2 separate regions of the Homo sapiens genome follow, and region 2 is linked to region 1. A link is a contact called in ENCODE Hi-C or POLR2A ChIA-PET data. All regions are on one chromosome and are shown on one strand. The core of a region is the stretch at or near the end of the contact, and the rest is flanking DNA. Distances in the headings are between cores, read along the strand shown.

The links. A loop is a pair of places that touch in the nucleus more often than their neighbours do. ChIA-PET counts read pairs that join two places held with the same protein, here RNA polymerase II (POLR2A). Pooled maps may share reads with other maps.
Region 2: a map of breast epithelium shows a loop between it and region 1 (4-fold over the local background). The contact joins the enhancer-like site here to the promoter of AP5S1 in region 1. A Hi-C loop is called at or near these places in 1 of 168 maps with a recorded cell type or tissue (breast epithelium) and 2 of 50 pooled maps. POLR2A ChIA-PET finds 5 or more read pairs at or near these places in 5 of 52 experiments (AG04450, CD4-positive, alpha-beta memory T cell, MCF 10A and 2 more).

Annotation. Positions count from the first base shown.
Region 1 is chr20:3,817,958-3,823,376 of GRCh38, reverse strand. It overlaps AP5S1 (adaptor related protein complex 5 subunit sigma 1), which reads right to left and starts at 2,830. Exons shown (of 3, transcript NM_018347.3): 1 at 2,619-2,830; 2 at 1,084-1,275. The coding sequence starts at 1,259. RefSeq lists enhancers at 2,447-2,786, 2,327-3,030 and a silencer at 3,027-3,306.
Region 2 is chr20:3,925,017-3,930,761 of GRCh38, reverse strand. It overlaps PANK2 (pantothenate kinase 2), which reads right to left. Exons shown (of 7, transcript NM_001386393.1): 7 at 875-5,745. It overlaps RNF24 (ring finger protein 24), which reads left to right. Exons shown (of 6, transcript NM_001134337.3): 6 at 1-3,451. Among named protein-coding and RNA genes, the nearest start is that of MIR103B2, 10 kb to the right of the region's middle. RefSeq lists enhancers at 919-1,088, 4,557-4,726. Within about 2 kb of position 3,042, at least 9 of the 41 ENCODE cell types and tissues checked have a DNase peak (open chromatin) inside an H3K27ac peak, as active enhancers do.

The DNA.
Region 1 (5,419 bases), core at 1,581-4,080:
CTCGGGAGGCTGAGGCAGGAGAATGGCATGAACCCAGGAGGCGGAGGTTGCAGTGAGCCAAGATTGCGCCACTGCACTCCAGCCTGGGCGACAGAGCAAGACTCCATCTCAAAAAAAGGAAAGGGATGAGGCAGAAAATAAACGCCATCACCCAACGTGGGCAGTCCAATCTCCACCCTATCCTGCAACCCTCTCCAAATATGAAAGAAAGACCTTCCATTGGACCAACAAGGCTTCTTAGAAGCTCCCTTTGATCTTTCCTGAATCACCTTCCAGTCTGAGCCACGCACAGGCTGGTTTTAAAGGCATGTATTTGGTTTTCTGAGCTACAGGGAGGGGAAGGAGAATAAGAAGAACAAGGGAAAGGCAGGAGTTGGCAGAAGGTTGCCCCAGAGTGGTGCTACCCCACCCAGAATGCGGAGGTCCAGGAGGCTCCAGCACCTACCAGTTCTGGCTGGGTCTGAGAGGGGAAGAGCCAAGGCTAGCCACCCTAGTCTGGAACAGTATATTCCAAACTGTGATCTGGATCCCTGGCTTTCTGGAGTCCTCATGTACCACATCCTCTCTCTTCGTTAGAAATTCATAAAGTCTACAGGCACACTAAAGGCCCTGTTAAGTACTGCACTGAAAAGCATGTTTAATCTGTACTGTCTGCCTGCCTACTCTCAAATCTTAGTTCTGCTACTTTCTAGCTATGTAACCTTGGACAGGTTAAATTCCTCAAACACTCTATACCTCAGTTTACTCATCTATAAGGTGGAGATAATAACTATACCTACCTCAAAAGACTATTATGAGGATTAAATGAGTTAATATATATAAGATGTTCAGAATATAAATGCTTAGCACTTACAGGCTGAACAAATGCTAATTATACTAATAATGATAACAGAATTATTATTTATTTAACCCTTTTCACGTAACACTTATGAAAAGCTGTGGAAGACTCTCTGGGAAATGCTACTCTAAAACTTCCTCTCTGCTTCTTAGTCCTCCTATTTCTCTGCGTCCCCACTCCCCGAAAATACCTATTACAATCAGGTACGTGTTCAATGAAGGCCTGGGGCTGGGCTGTGTGGTTACCTGGCCACAGCTAAAATCTGTTCCTTCCGGAGAAGCCTGTCCCTCTCGGCACCATGCGGCCGTGGGTCATCAGGTGACTTCTCAGCACCGAAGACGCAGGAGTACAGCACTCGGCAAAGGCCCGTGTCCTCAGTATTCGGGGCCCTCAAGGTGTGAATGAGGAAGGCGTGGACCATGGCTCCAGGGTGGGTGCTACAGGGAAGCCAGAGACATTGGTAAGGTGAGAGTGAACCCCAGCAGGAGAGGCGACCACAGGAAGGGGCTGACCTGGCAGTGTCTGGGAGTGTATCCAGAGGCCAGTGAGGCTGAACACTTTGAATAACAGCATCTGAACAACATCACATAACAGAATCCAGTGATAAAAAATCTCAGACATACATAAGCAGAATAGGCATAAACTAAAAAAAAAAAAAAAGAAAAAAGAAAAACAAACAAACAAACAAAAAAAATCTCAGACCACCCTAAACCTAGTTCTACAAAACAACAGGTATCTTCAAAAGCGTCAAGGTCATGCGGTCATGGAAAACCTGAGGAGCTGCTCCAGACCGAAGGAGACTGAAGAGACCAGATAGCTGAATGCGACGTGTACTCCTGGATCGGGTCCTGGACCAAGAAAAGGGTAATTTGGGCCAGGTGTGGTGACTCACGCCTGTAATCCCAGCACCTTGGGAGGTCTAGGTGGGCGGATCACTTGAGGTCAGGAGTTCCAGACCAGCCTGCCAACATGGTGAAACCTCATCTCTACTAAAAATAAATTAGCCGGGCATGGTGGCGCATGGTTGTAACCCCAGCTACTTGAGAGGCTGAAGCCACAGAATCGCTTGAACCCGGGAGGGGAGGCTGCAGTGAGCCGAGATCGCACCACTGCACTTCAGCCTGGGCGACAGAGGGAAACTCTTGTCTCAAAAAAAAAGAAAGAAAAACAAAAGGATAATTTCCATAAAGGGCATTATTAGGACACTAATAAAAACTTTAAAAACATTTCAATATGGACTATGGGTCAGAAAAAGTCTTGACCAATGTTACCCGATTTTGAATGCAGGAGCTCGTCCTTGTTTTTAGAAAATAAACACGGATGGGCCTCTAAATATAGAGGAAACAGGATTTCATATCTGCAACTAACTCACTTGGTCCAGGGAAGAAAAAAGGCAGAGAGAAAAACAGAGGAAATAATAAGGTAAATGGGGCAAATGAGGTTACAACTTGTGAATCTCATCCAAGTGCATACAGGAGTTACCTGAAACTGTTTCAAAATAGAAACTAAATAATAGTAATGGTTATCTGGCTGGCTCAGTGGCCGGCCCGGGGGTTGAAAGGCGGCGGGTACACAGTCAGTGGGTATCTGTAGCTAAGGCTAAACAGACCGTCAGTTTAAACTGGTAAAATAGCAGGTTCGCAAAGGCACTTCGAGAACCGGAGCCCAGCACCCAATTGCTGACCTCCGCAACCCTCCAGCCGCCAGCAGAGCGCGTCATCACTCCGCGCCGCCGCGTCCCGCCTCTACTAGAGAAATGGTAGCGGTCAAGACAGCTTACGTCACTGCCTCCGTAACCTTGAGGCGCAAGGCACTTCGGGGGTTGTAGTTTCTTACTCCGGTCAGCCAGGCCTAAATGGGGCACCCCGCCCTGAATGTGTTGCCCCTGCAGCTCCGGTCCGCTGTCGTCGAGGCGTCGCCTCAGCCTTCCGTCCGGGCCCGCGGACTGCCACCAAGCGCTCCCCTCCGTGGCAGGAGAGCAATGGCGGCTGCGCGGCCCGTGGGCGCCTGCGCACGTCGGTCGCGGGCGCGCGCGCCAGCTGACGCCGTCGGGTTGGGCGGAGCGCTCATGTCCAGCGCGGTGCTGCAGCAGCCAGGTGCTGGCGGCATATCCCGATGCTTGGACCCTCGGCGTGGGCTGGCCTTGCAGTCAAAACCCTCCGGCCCCGAGCTGCCGGCAGGGACCATGCTGGTCACTCTCGCTGCGGGCTCGAAGCGTCCCCCGCTCGTTGCCCTAGATCAGCGGAGCCCCAGGCTGCCGACCCCGGCGGCCGCGAGGGGGCGCCGCGGCTCGGAGCGCGGAGTCTGCGGAAAAGGCCGGGGCCTAGTTGTCCCCGGAGGGCGGGGCGCGTCGCCTGCGGCCTTAGGAGGCTCCGGGACGGGCGGCGGGTGGACCTAGGCCGGGCCGCGCAGCTACGGGCTGCGGCTGAGTTCTTATCTAGCCAACATGCGTGAGAATCACTGGGGCACCAGTTCAAATGTACATTCCTGGGCTGTACCCCCGGAAATTATGACTTTGGAGGGAAATATGTGTATTTAGGCACATGGGTATTTTGCGCGGATTTTAAATACAAATATGTGTATTTTGCGCAGATTCTGAATTTGTGGGTTCCTGCAGCGGTTTAATGCTGTCACTCGGTTCGGCGCAGAACGATTCGAACGCTGCTTCTGGACTCTCAGTGTGTGTCCCTGGCAGATCTGTCAATTTCATTGGGCCCCAGTAAAACCTTGTAGAGTGTCGCCCAGGGCGAACGCTTAGTAGGGCTGACCAGCAAGCCCCCTTCTTGACTGGAGGCCATCAAAACAACAGGGAAGAGGTTTATACCTTAAACCTGAAAGGGGCACTCTGGCGCTAACCCCTATAGAGCCTTACGTAAAAGCCCCAACTTGGAGGCTTGGCCCATTGGTGTTTGGGGGCCCCACAAGGCCTGCCTGGGCCTCACTGCCTGACTTGCATGTGTTCCTCCAGCCACCACCACCACTACCACCCCCACCGCGACCATGAAGCTGCACCTCCTTTACCTCTTGGCATGTGAATGGCTTCAGCCTTGTCCCCCAAATGTGCCTCGGAGCCTCCCCCACTGACTGTTCCCCCAGCCTAGAATTCCCTTTCCCGGCTTTTTTTTTTTTTTTTTTTTTTTTTGCAGCCTCGCTGCCCGCTCCCATCAGCAATGCTCCTACCTCAGCCCCCCAAGTAGCTGGGACTATAGGCAGGCAACACATCCAGCTACTTTAAATTTTTTTGTAGAGTTAGCGTCTCACTGTATTGCCCAGGCTGGTCTTGAACTCTGGGCTCAAGTGATCCTCCCGCTTCTCCCCCACAAATTGCTAGGATTACAGGCGTGAGTCTCCACGCCTGGCCTTTCCTGTCCTTTTAATTGACCTTGTAGATATATACTCAGACAAAATGGGAGGAAGCCTTCCTGCTCAGGCTGCCCGTTGGCATTCAGCTGCGGCCTTTGCACCCCTGTGAATCAGGTCTCACCAATAGTGCTGATGGCTTCCATCTCCACTCCCCAGGGCCATGCACAACACAGGACTGGAGCCGGCTTGAACACGCTCTTTGGTGACAAGAAAGGAGAACAGGGTAGGGTGGCCCAGGCAGGGATCCTAGAGCCAGCACCCCCTGAGAAAGTGCACTCTGGGCCCCTTAAGCCATAGGACCCAGGATAGGTTAGGAGGTGACTGAAGGGAAGCTGCAGGTGGCCAGGGCCTGGCCAAAGCATGTGACAACACGTAAATGTGTGTGCAGGTGTTGCGGCAAGCCCAGAGACTGTGGGGCCTCAGCTACGAGGCTGGGGAGTGATGTTGGCACAGCTCCTGGTCCCCAGTCCCTATTGCTCTCAGCCAGGGCTGGTGTCTGCCAGCTGATTACAGCAGAGAGCTAGCAAGGAGAGGGCTCTGGTTGCTGGGGGCCACCTGGCATCTGGAACACAGTTTCCCAGCCTCTGTCCACTCCTCAGGCAGTGAGTCAACACCAAGTTTCTGACCACTAGAGGGCTGGCCTCATGTGAGGTGTGTGGAGGAGACAGCTGTGGGAGGCTGGCTTGAGCTACTACTCCCAGAGGACAGTGGGAGACCCAGATGGAGGTGACAGCATGGAGGGCTTCCTCAGCCTACTGGGAGTGGGGGTTTTGCTTGATGGTTTTGCTGGAGGCTGCTTGTGGGTGTGCCCTGGGAGATCCCTTTTCCTTGGCCACTGGGCTCTCCTGGGTCCAACCCATGCTTCTGAGAGTCTGTTCTGGGTACATTGGGAATGTCTATGCCTGCTAGCTCAGACATCATCTAAAACAGCAAGCCCAGCAGTGGCTACTCATGCTGACCTCACTGCTCCATGACCCAGCAGCGCCACTCTTGATGTGTACCTGAGTGAAATAAGGGCTGTTGTTCACCAAAAGACACAAATAGAATATTCATAGTATCTTTGCTCTTTTTTTTTTTTTTTTTTTTTTTTTGAGATGGAGTCTTGCTCTTGTCACCCAGGCTGGAGTGCAGTGGCACGATCTCGGCTCACTGCAACCTTTGCCTCCTGGATTCAAGCGATTCTCCTGCCTTAGCCTCCCGAGTAGCTGGGGTTACAGG
Region 2 (5,745 bases), core at 1,793-4,292, 110 kb before region 1:
TTTTCACAACCCCACTTCAAAATCATGTCATCTCCCTGGCCTGATCCCGCTCTAAGCTACTTTGAACAACTAGGAATTATTTTTCTCAGAGGCTTTTTGGGCATTATGAAATACATCCTGATACATCCAGGGCAGTATACCCAGAGCTCCAGGCAGAGAGTGATGGAATCACCTCTTGTCACTCACTAGCCTTAGGCCCTTCTGCAGGTTAGCCTCTCAGTCTCTTCCTTAGCTTCCTTAGCTACCACCCAGGGATTGTAGTAACGTCCCTGGCACCTCTTGTGGGGGTTAGCTGGTGCCCAGAGCCTGGTAGGCAGCAGGCCTGGTGTCATGGGGGCTGCTGATACCACATAACATCATCTGGGTTACATGGGCTCCTCTGCCATCATGATTGATAGGAACAGAACCTCAGCCAAAAAGCTTCCTGAGCTGTAGGGGCTTTCCCTGAGGCCCAGGTTCACCTGGCCCCTTTCTTCCTTGGTCATCTCTGCCTTTGCCCACAGTGAACTCTGACTTGGTTGTTCAGTGCTGAATATTTCTTTCTTAATGTTTTGAATAGGTAATCCATTCATGTGGTTCACAAATCATAAAGTAGTTAAAAGCCTTTCTTGAGTTCCTGATGCCTAGCAAGCTCCGCTCCTCACTCCATGAATACCTACTATTGGTTTGTTCCTTGGGTATCCTTCCAGAGATCATTTATGCATGTACACACATGTGTATGTGTGTCTATATAATTTTTCTCCTTTTCTACTCATGTGATACCAGACAAGTGTATTCAAGGAACGCTCCTACTAATGTGGGAAGAGCCATCCCAGAAATCAGAATACAAAATGTGAACCCAGAATTGGGGGATGTTTTTGCAATCACACTCCTGTTGAGTAAGACATATTTTCATTTTATTGCAACATACTGAAATTTTAGTTTTCTGTACAAATCAGAATCTGCAGTCCCTCCCTTACCCCAAATGCCCAGCTAATCCAAGAGCACAACCAGATTTTTCTGATTGACTTTCTATCTGCGACAGGATGCTCAAGATCAGGCTCTGTAGCTGACAGCAGTGGCACAGGCCTCTCCCAGCTCTGAGCAGCCTCTGCAGGTGCCTGGACAGCTGCTGGCCCCTCCCCTACCTTGGCCAGTTCCAAGTGAGGACCAGTGGTGATGTGTGGCTGCAACTGTTGTGGTCACTTAGGCAAGCTCTTGTGTCTTTGATGCAGGAGTTTGAGCAGCAGCAACTGAAGGCTTCTATTTTGTGGGGCAGACATCTTAGCTACTGAGCAAGTGCACAGTGAGTCTCATGTGGATATGCCTGAATGTCCAGCGTCAGTTCATGGAGCTACTCCCTTTCCCTCCCAACTTTTCGTTGTTGTTGAGACAGGGTCTTGTTACCCAGACTGGAGTGCAGTGGCACCATTGTAGCTCACTGCAGCCTCAACTTCCTGGACTCAAGTGATCCTCCCGCCTCAGTCTGTAGCTGCGTCTACAGGTGCACACCAGCACACCTGGCTAATTTTCGTAATTATTTTTTTGTAGAGACAGGTCTCAACTCACTATGTTGCCCAGGCTGGCCTCCTCACTCTGTGCACACACTTTGAAAAGAAAATGCTTCTGGTCGGGCGCGATGGCTCACGCCTGTAATCCCAACATCCCAGCACTTTGGGAGGCCGAGGCAGGCGGATCACCTTAGGTCAAGAGTTCAAGACCAGCCTGACCAATATGGTGAAACCCCCTCTACTAAAAATACAAAAATTTGCCGGGTGTGGTGACGCATGCCTGTAATCCCAGCCACTCAGGAGGCTGGGACAGGAGAATTGATTGAACCCGGGAGACAGAAGTTGCAGTGAGCCAAGATCCCCACTGCACTCCAGCCTGGGCAACAGAGCGAGACTCCGTCTCAAAAAAACACACAAGAAAAGAAAATGCTTCCTACAGAATTTTCCCTTTATGCCTTGTTTTCCATTTGACAACAGAAATTACCCCAACAATTTTTTTTTTTTTTTTTTTTTTTTTTTTTTTTGAGACGGAGTCTCGCTCTGTCACCCAGGCTGGAATGCAGTGGCACGATCTTGGCCCACTGCAAGCTCCGCCTCCCAGGTTCACGCCATTCTCCCGCCTCGGGAGCTGGGACAACAGGTGCCCGCCACCACGCTCGGCTAATTTTTTGTATTTTTAGTACAGACGGAGTTTCACCGTGTTAGCCAGGATGGTCTCGATCTCCTGACCTCGTGATGCACCTGCCTTGACCTCCCAAAGTGCTGGGATTACAGGCGTGAGCCACTGCGCCCGGCCAATAATTTTTTTAGTTTAAGTTCATTTTTGTCCCCGCTGATGAAAGTTAGAGCTGCTTCCTCCAGGCAGCCCTGGGAGTAGGGGCACAGACTTGTGCCTCGCTTCCCAGCAGCTGCCCAGTGCCTCTGTCCACACCCACCTCCCTGGTGTACTTGCCCCCTACAGCAGCAGCCCAGATCCTCCCCTGGATTAAAATTGCAACTGGTGCCCTAACCCAAAACTTGAGAAAAAATTCTCTATCACATCCACTCTTCTGGCATTTGTAGAATCTCTGGCCCTGGGTGTGTCTTTTCCTGTAGCTGTTACAGATTTCTTAAGCAGATTTCTTAAGCAGATGGACATGTCCAGATTCATGCCTAAATATCCAGTTGATAACTGGAAAATGCTGGTTCACGGTTCTTTAGTAAAGATTAATAAGGGATCCCCATGTGCTGGGGAGTGTGCTTCCATTTGAGTGGGGATATCAGAAGAAAAAGAGGGGCTTGTGTAGTAAACCTTACTTTGCCAATTCAGCTGTAGAGCCCAAATTGTTACAAGATGCAAAGATGTACTCCACTTTTTGACCAAGCATCAGCACCTTTGGCTTACCATCCAGTCCTTACTTCTGTGACTGTAAGGGCCCCACCAGTGTCAGCAGACTTGTTTGTGCTTTGGGGGAACTCTCTTCTCAGCTCCCTTTGCCAGTCCCAAGCCTGGTGGATCTGCATCTCACGCCCACTGCACACCGTTCCTCTCCATCTGCCCTTCCCTCCCAGGCCCCCGGTCGGGGGAGCAGGTGTGGCAAGTGTTAGGAACTCCCTTCTGGTGACAGCTGGTCTTCCTAGAGTGTTGCTGGTAACTATCGCCTCTTGGTCTTCTGACATCATTGCCAGGAACGGGGCACTTTTTCGTCTTGTAGTTTGGCCCTCGGGTTTCCTCACTAGGTATTGTGTAACTCCCTCAAAAAAAGGTTTATGAAATGCTGAACCTCAGGTTTCATAGACGTCTTTGTACACTAAAAATTCTGCAGCAGAATATTTTTAAACATTCGCAGTTTTTTGTAAGCTATATTTTTGTATATTTAATTGCTATTTTAAAATTTTAATGCATTTTGCTAATCACTCCTCAAAAATAAAACATGCATGTAATTGACTCAAACGTGTAAATAAAAGCAAATTTTGAAAAATAGTGTTGTGCATATGCCTTTGAACAGAGGGAACATCCATGTGCCACTTACGCAAGCACCTTCAGCAAGACTTGGAAACTCAAGGTGAGTAATTCTATCAGAGCTGGTAACTAGTACTGAGTGATTGTGATGGAAGCCCCTGCCCTTCCTGTGGCATAGTGTGCAAGCGGGGGTGGGGTCAGTGGTGAAGAGTGTGTCAGGCCACCACAGCCAGAGAACAGAGAATCCTGGAATGCAGAGTACAGTGGAGTCTGAAGCCCCCTGGCCTCCCTGAGCTCTGCAAACAGCTGGATACAGATAAGCAGTCTTCCACGTGAACGCCAGCACCAGGGTGACCTGAAATAGCGGATTTTTTTTTTTTTTTTTTTTTGAGACAGTCTTGCTGTCACCCAGGCTGGAGTGCAGTGCAGCAATCTCGGCTCACTGCAGCAACCTCTGCCTCCCAGGTTCAAGCAACTGTCTGCCTCAGCCTCTCGAGTACCTGGGATTACAGGCACGCACCACCATTCCCGGCTAATTATTTTTGTATTTTCAGTAGAGACGGGGTTTCACCATGTTGTCCAGGCTGGTCTTGAACTCCTGACCTCAGGTGATCCACCCGCCTTGGCCTTCCAAAGTGCTGGGATTACAGGCATGAGCCATTGCACCTGGCCAAAGTAGTGGAACTGAGCCTGTTTCCTCCACAGGCCACACCACCCTGCAAAGAGTTGCCCCCACCCCAAGCCCCTAGCTATATCCCAGGCCTGGAAATAACTAGTGTCAGGAGAAAAAACGTCCAAAGCCTTCCTGTGTGGCCGTTGCTGCTCTCCTCACCACCCCTCACTAGGACCGAGTGGCTTCCCAGCTTCCATCAAGGCCAGCCACGATCTTGCAACCAATTGTGGGCAACCTCAATTCAGATGCCTAGAGAGCTCCTCTTCTCAGTCCCCTGAGCCACAGGCCCCTGGCCAGCCTCTCCCTGAGCAGTCGTTTTCTTTGCAGCTTCCTCCGTCACTGCTCAACTCTCGGTTATTTTTCTCACCCTACCTTAGAACTCATGAAATCCCCCTTGCTTTGCCCACCTACATGCATATCATTCTCAGCTCTGTATCTCCAACCCAAATACCCAGTGCTTATTTGGAGTCTCAAAATCACGTAGTCCACAAATGAGCCCAGGTGCCCTCTTGTATCTCTCCTCCCTCCCCTGTATCCAGTCACCACTTCCCAACACAGCCCTCTAAGCATCTCTCCATTCTGGCCATCCACTTCTCCCCTCTCCATTCTGGCCACCCACCTCCCATCTTAGTTCAGGCCTTCCTTTCTCACCTGGACCACGGTCACAGCCCCCTTCATGGCCACTAGTGGAGGGCAGACTGAAAGGGACAGCTGCTAAGACAGGGAAGTGGCAATGGTAACAGCAGAGTTTATGGGCACCTCACAACCTGAAGGTGGTGAGACGGCAGTAAGCTGGGATGAGGATGTGGGCACTGCTGCACAGAGATCAACAAATGCAGAGAGAAGGCAGTGTCTCGGGGCTGGAGCTCAGAGGTAAGGGGTGGTTGAAGTGTTCCCTGGAAATCAGTCAAGGTGATGCTAATGACTGCTTGGGGAGACCCAGGACTGAGGCTGAGGACAGCCACAGCTAACTGTCAGCAGAGAATGAACCAGAACATTAGTAGCCTGGGTGGCAGGACAGGCAAGAGGGCTCTGCTGAGTGAGAACTGAGATGAGGCTGTGAAATGAATGCCAGATTCGGTGGCATGGGATTCACTGGTGGCCTATCAAGAACCCTGCTGTGAGCCGGGCGCAGGGGCTCACACCTGTATTCCCAGCACTTTGGGAGGCCAAGGCAGGCGGATCACCTGGGGTCTGGAGTTCGAGACCAGCCTGGCCATCATGGTGAAACCCCATCTCTACTAAAAATATAAAAATTAGCCAGCCATGGTGGCACATGCCTGTAGTCTCAGCTACGCAGGAGGCTAAGGCAGGAGAATTGCTTGAGCCTGGAAGGCAGAGGTTGCAGTGAGCTGAGATCGCCCCACTGCACTCCACCTGGGTGACACAGCGAGACTGTCTCAAAAACCCTGCTGTGGAGTGACAGGGTTTACTGAGCACAAGGTGGAACATGAGGGAATGGACTAGTTTCTCTAGAGTAGGGGGAGGGCCCACGGAGGAGGAAGCTCAAAGCGAGGCAGAAGGGGACATCAACAGCGTCTTCCCAACTCAGGCACCAGAGACAGACAGTCCCGGGTTTGAGTCCAGCTCTACTCTTTTCCAGCTGAGTGACCCTGGGCAGCCTTACTCATCCGTTCAGT